2 separate regions of the Homo sapiens genome follow, and region 2 is linked to region 1. Evidence: read pairs that join two places in POLR2A ChIA-PET (ENCODE). Cell type or tissue: MCF 10A. All regions are shown on one strand. Links, peaks and the distances in the headings refer to the core of each region. The heading gives the core; the rest is flanking DNA.

What was found. Peaks named below come from ENCODE experiments on the same cell type or tissue, not always from the same donor. Only the 100,000 strongest peaks of a DNase experiment are listed, where the experiment ranks them.
Region 2: POLR2A ChIA-PET joins it to region 1 with 5 read pairs; 5 of 35 experiments call an interaction of 5 or more read pairs at or near these places.

What each region holds. Positions count from the first base shown.
Region 1 is chr1:19,073,768-19,076,620 of GRCh38, forward strand. It overlaps UBR4 (ubiquitin protein ligase E3 component n-recognin 4), which reads right to left. Exons shown (of 106, transcript NM_020765.3): 106 at 743-1,129. The coding sequence ends at 1,065. Among named protein-coding and RNA genes, the nearest start is that of IFFO2, 120 kb to the left of the region's middle. In MCF 10A, for the core only: no CTCF peak of the experiment used is centred there; a DNase peak (open chromatin) is centred at 1,364.
Region 2 is chr1:19,202,001-19,204,907 of GRCh38, forward strand. The region is part of intron 1 of UBR4 (ubiquitin protein ligase E3 component n-recognin 4); the gene reads right to left. Among named protein-coding and RNA genes, the nearest start is that of UBR4, 6.8 kb to the right of the region's middle. RefSeq lists an enhancer at 337-838. In MCF 10A, for the core only: no CTCF peak of the experiment used is centred there; a DNase peak (open chromatin) is centred at 1,621.

The DNA.
Region 1 (2,853 bases), core at 1-2,500:
CGAAAGGAGATGGGCATGAGCGAGCCCTCCCTCCCACGAGGTGAGCCTTCTCCCGAAGTCTGGGGAGAGGCCCTCGGGAGTCCTGCTGCCCACGTGTGTAGGGGAGCAGGTCTGAGGCCTCCAGGAGCGGCAGCCACAGTGGTCAGGACACAGCTTCGGAGGCACAAACCTGACAACTCCACAGCCCCTGGCTGGGAGCCCTTGGGCAAGCGGCTCTGGCTCATGGGCAAAGAGATTAGAAATAAGATACACTGGGTGCTTGGCAATGTCAATAGCAGCCACTCTCTTTATCCTGATCCTAAGTCTGCCCCAGGCCCTCTCTTAACATGACAACCCTGGAGAGAAGTCACCAAGGGATTCCCGATTCACAGCAGCATGAGAATGTCAAATGCTCCCCAGGCCTCTGTGGTCCAACAAGACTGTGCCCTACTCCGCGAGCCTTCCTTCAGCCGAGGGCTAGGAAAGCTCTGGGCTCCACGTGTCTTTGGGTTCCAGCTCTTAAGGCCAAAAAATTAAGAGCAAGGCATGGGCTTTGTTTTGGGAAAAATCAGAGCCATCCAATGTGGTGCCCCAACTTGCTGGCCAAGAATAGACAGGTTGCACTTAGCGCTGACAACAGGCCTGGAGACAGCGGGTCTGACATGAGTCTTCCCGGGCTGACGCCGGAAATGGCTGTGCATTCAAGGGAAACCATTTGGCCTGCGCCACTGAGGACGAGTTGAAGCAGCAGGCAACACCTTCCTTTTCAATGTGTGTTAAGTCACTTGTTTATTTCTCAAGATGTGCACACTCAAGTATGAAGCTGGCCGGGACAACTCATGGCTCCTAGGTATGTACAGGCCCTTTGATGGCTTGGGTTACAGACAACCTCATAGCTGGTGCACCACACACACGAGATAAAACAGGAAGCCTAAAAACCCCAAGCCACACCAAGAAAAATGAGAGAGGGGAGGGCGGGGTAACAATGCAGCATCCCGCGGAGGGAACTTAATGCACAAGGAGGGAGAACAGAGGGTGGAAGGCAAGCCAGCTTCGTCTTCGCCGCCGCAGCTGCTGTGTGGTGGTCAGGGGACTGAGTTCAACAGGTCCTTCAGGAAGCTCTCTGGATCGGTGATTTCTGATAAAAGACCTGCAAAGCACAACGGGCAGAGGTGTGTCAGGAGCAGGCATACAGCCCCCATTCCCCCTGAGTCACAGCTGCCGCATCTAGCAGAGAACACACTGCGGTCCGACAAGCTCTGGCCCGGCTGCTCACTGGACAGCAGCATGACCGGGGAGGTAGTCATTGAGCAAAACCCTGTTCCGCAGGAGGAGTCCTGTTCCAGAAGCAGGCACTGCTGGAAGGTGTTTTTGTTCTCACATTTGAATAGGGTGTGTCTGATGTTCTGAAATTTTCTAACAGCTTAAACAAAGTAATAAAGTGGTGCTGTCAAAACCTGACCTAGGAGTGGAAGGCACGGAGGCTCGCTGCCTGGCAAAGGCTCTGGCTCTCCCTGGCTGCAGGCCAGGGGTGCTTGCCAGCAGCTCAGGGCTGATGTGGAGCTCGAGCCCAAGGGACCCTCCTTCCTCTGCCCACCTCCTCCTCCTCTCACTAGCTCCAACTTCCACAGTCACAGTGACACAGGCTCATGCAACAGGCACAGGGCCCAGCACTGAGGACTTTACCAGCCCACCTGGTCCCAGGGCTGACTTTCTGGGAAGAACGCGAGGCATGTGCTAAGGTATGATGCTGGTGAAACATCTAGGCTGAAACAGAGCCAGTGGGAGCCGTAAAGAGGTGGTGGAGTTAACAAACACACAGAGGTGAGCAGTGTTAGCACAGGCCCGCCCAGACGCGGAGGCAGGCACCAGGTCGACGAAGACCATCCCAGCACAGAGCTTCCGCTGAGGACACTGCAAGGGGCAGCCAATGCGGAGGCACAGAGCTGTTTGGGAAAATCGGTCAGCTGGCTCTGAGCTGGGAAGAAAGAGGAATTCACACTGAGCAACACTCTAGCCCTTTAGTGGGTCTCATTCCCAGAGGATAACAAGATAGAGAAAATGTTAGCAGAGGCGTTCTCCTAACAGTGGGATCTGGGGGGAGTTTGTTTTCCTGCTTCTTTATACTTTACAAAATTCCCACAACGAATGCCATAAAAAAATGAAACAAGATCATAAAAAAGAGCTGGCAGGTTTGGTTACCTGTGCGTTGGCTCTGGGGAGCTGACCTTTGTAGGGCGGGTGCTCTGATGGGGGCTGTAATGCCGCGGCGCCCACAACCTCACAGGGCACTGTCTTTTAACCCTAGGTGGATTTCCCAGGCACGGGCCAAGTCACCTCCCCCTGCTGTCACTTGGTGCTTGGTTATGAAATACAAACCAATTCTAATGTGTTTGTTTGCAATTAGAATGACAAATTTGTTACACAAAGAATTTCAATTTTACTAGCAGTAGGATAAGGAATTGTCTGACCACGTCTCCCACACCCACAGTTCAGAGCGGCCCTGCTGGGTCGCCCATGCCTCCCTGGGGTCAACTGTGACCTAAGACGCAGGAGGAAGACAGGGGCATTCCAATTTGCATGTTAATTCTCTGAACTGCCATTAAAAAACAGACTCAAACAGGGATGCTATCACTTTCTAGCTATGTTCCCTTGGCCACTTATTTGATCTTCAGAGCCTCATTTACCCCATCTATAAAATGGGGATAACCAAAGCTCCTGCCTCATATAGGGCTGCCTCGAGGGCTGAGATCACATACAGTGAACAGCCCATGTCGGGGAAAGAGGGGGTGCTCAGTACATGTTAGAGCTGCTGTTCTCGTTATCGGTGACTTGCTATTTACGCATCTTTCCCAGGGCTTTCAGTGGCAGCTG
Region 2 (2,907 bases), core at 179-2,678, 130 kb after region 1:
TGGCCAGTATGGTGAAAACCCGTCACCACTAAAAATACAAAAATCAGCTGGGCGTGGTGGCACGTGCCTATAGTCTCAGCTCCTCAGGAGGCTGAGGCAGGAGAATTGCTTGAACCTGGGAGGCAGAGGTTGCAGTGAGCCGATATTGAACCACTGCACTCCAGCCTGGGTGATAGAGCAAGACTTCATCTCAAAAAAAGATTGGGAAGGTGAAGCTTAGAGAATTAAAATTAAATATCTCATTCAAGGTCATCAGGCTAGGGAAGAAGCAGAGACTAACAAACAGAAAACATTTTCAAAGTCAAGCAGAACTAACGAAATGCAAGTAAAGACCTAACAGGATATCAATCTGTTCTATATTACTGACTGGCAAAGACCAACAGCTAATATGCCTTCATTATTGATAGCCAAAAAGGGGCAGACCAGAATACTCAATATACTGTTAGTGGGAATACAGACTAAAGTAACCAATTTTAGACCAAATAAGGCTGGCCTGTAATGCAGTAACTTAAAAGGAATCAACAACTCAAGATAAGAAGTCATATGATCAGTGCTAAAGTCCAAAATTCACTGGATAACAGAGTTATCCCCTACACCATCCCCCTGACTGTAGACTAAAGCGAGATCACAAAAGAGTCGGTGATTTTTTTTTTTAACCACATCCCTTATCCTTAGCTGGGGAAATGCCCTCTTCTGAAAAAATCTAGAGACCAACTAGGTTTAAAGGCTGGATACATTTAAAGTCATTGTATCAAATCAGGTGCTAATCCACAATTGATGAAACATGGGCCGGGCACGGTGGCTGGCCGGGTGTGGTGGCTCATGCCTGCAATTCCAGCACTTTGGGAGGTCCACGCAGGTGGATGACGAGATCAGGAGTTCAAGACCAGCCTGGCCAAGATGGTGAAACCCTGTCTCTACTAAAATTACAAAAATTAGCAGGTGGTGGCACGCGCCTGTAATCCCAGCTACTCAGAAGGCTGAGGTAGAGAATTGCTTGAACCCAGAAGGTAGAGGCTGCAGTGAGCCGAGATCGGGCCACTGCACTCCAGCCTGGGTGACAGCGAGACTCCGTCTCAGAGAAAAAAAAAAAGAAAGAAACATGAAGGTAAAGCAAAGACTAAAATATATTTTATTAAATGGAAAGAACAACAGTGTGGTTGAACAGTTTACTTAGTGAGTCAATCCCCAGCAGAAGTATCAACCTATGGTGGGACGCATTGTAGCTGGTGGCTCAAGCCTGTAATCCCAGCAGTTTGGGAGACAGAGGCTGGTGGATTATCTGAGGCCAGGAGTTCGAGACCAGCCTGGCCAATATGGTGAAACCCCGTCTCTAATAAAAATACAAAAATTAGCCAGGTGTGGTGGCACCCACCTGTAGTCCCAGCTACTCACGAGGCTGAGGCACGAGAATTGCTTGAACCCGGCAGGTGGAATTGCAGTGAGCTGAGATTGTGCCACTGCACTCCAGCCTGGGCAAAAGAGTAAGACTCCAACTCAAAAAAAAAAAAAAAGTATCATCCTAAGAAGGGAAATGTAAACAGAGTGAACACTCCATTCACTGCCTGCAAGACTATCTGCCTGCCAAATGAACACAGGAGCCAAAAGGACAAGTCACTATTTGGAAGGTGCCAATGTCGGTGATGAATCACCTTGAATAACACTTGAGAGTCTGGCATTGCGAGCACTTTGCTATATGCAGATCAAGGATAAATGGGTATGTATCAAAGATTAGTCCCTTAGAATAACTCCTTCACCAAGAAAAAAATATTTATGGAGCATCTATGATGTGTGCAAGGATCCTCCTGCCCACTAAGGGTCCTTTTCCATTTGTCAGGGTACATAAAAAGGAGAAAATAAAAACCTTTCCACAACAAGCAGCACTCAAAAGTTGCTGGTGACTAAACACAGTTTTAAGGCTCACATGTACAGCAGAAAACTCCCTACTAAATCCCCCTGTTTCTACCTCATATACTTAGTTTTTCCTTTACTTCCAGCCTTATACTTTATTTTTTTGAGACAGAGTCTCGCTCTGTCGCCCAGGCTACAATGTAGTGGCACTATCTCAGCTCACTGCAACCTCCACCTCCCAGGTTCAAGCGATTCTCCTGCCTCAGCCTCCTGAGTAGCTGGGATTACAGGTGCGTGCCACCACGCCTGGCTAATTTTTGTATTTTTTTTTTAGTAGAGATGGGGTTTCACCATGTTGGTCAGGCTGGTCTCAAACTCCTGACCTCGTGATCCACTGCCTTGGCCTCCCAAAGTGCTGGGATTACAGGCATGAGCCTCCACGCCTGGCCCCACCCTTATACTTTCTTATTTGTTTTTCTAAGGCTTTCCCACTCTGTCATTTGATGTTATTTTACTGGGTTTATTTCCAAAGTTCCTGATTTATTTCCAAAGTTCAGAGCTGCTTATCCCCACTTTTTCCAGCTGAACAGGTTTACCAAATCTAAGAGAAATACTGCCCACCCAAAGGATGGACTTAGCCTATTGCTTTCATACCCATTCTGATAATGAAATATATAAAAAAAAATATATATATATATAGGAGTAAACTCATTTAATTGCCTGGTTCAGTGTCATCCTATTGTGATCTAATGAACCCAACTTCCTCCCCTAGAAATACGTAACATCCTTATTCCAATAAAGAAACAGGAAGAATGCATTTTGGGGAAAGATAGACATTGGCAGAGGAAAAATGGAACGGTCTTCAGCTCTACTTATAATGTGCACTGGGCAACTAAGGATAAACCTGGGAAAAATTGGTTTTGAAGACTTGAAGGAGGAAATAGAGAAGTAATGGACATTGTCATATCTCTTGATTTTAAAGAAACAGTGTGCATGAGTCAGCTAATAGGGATGTGCTGCCATAATTTCCAACCTCACCCTCATGCCCTGAGAAAA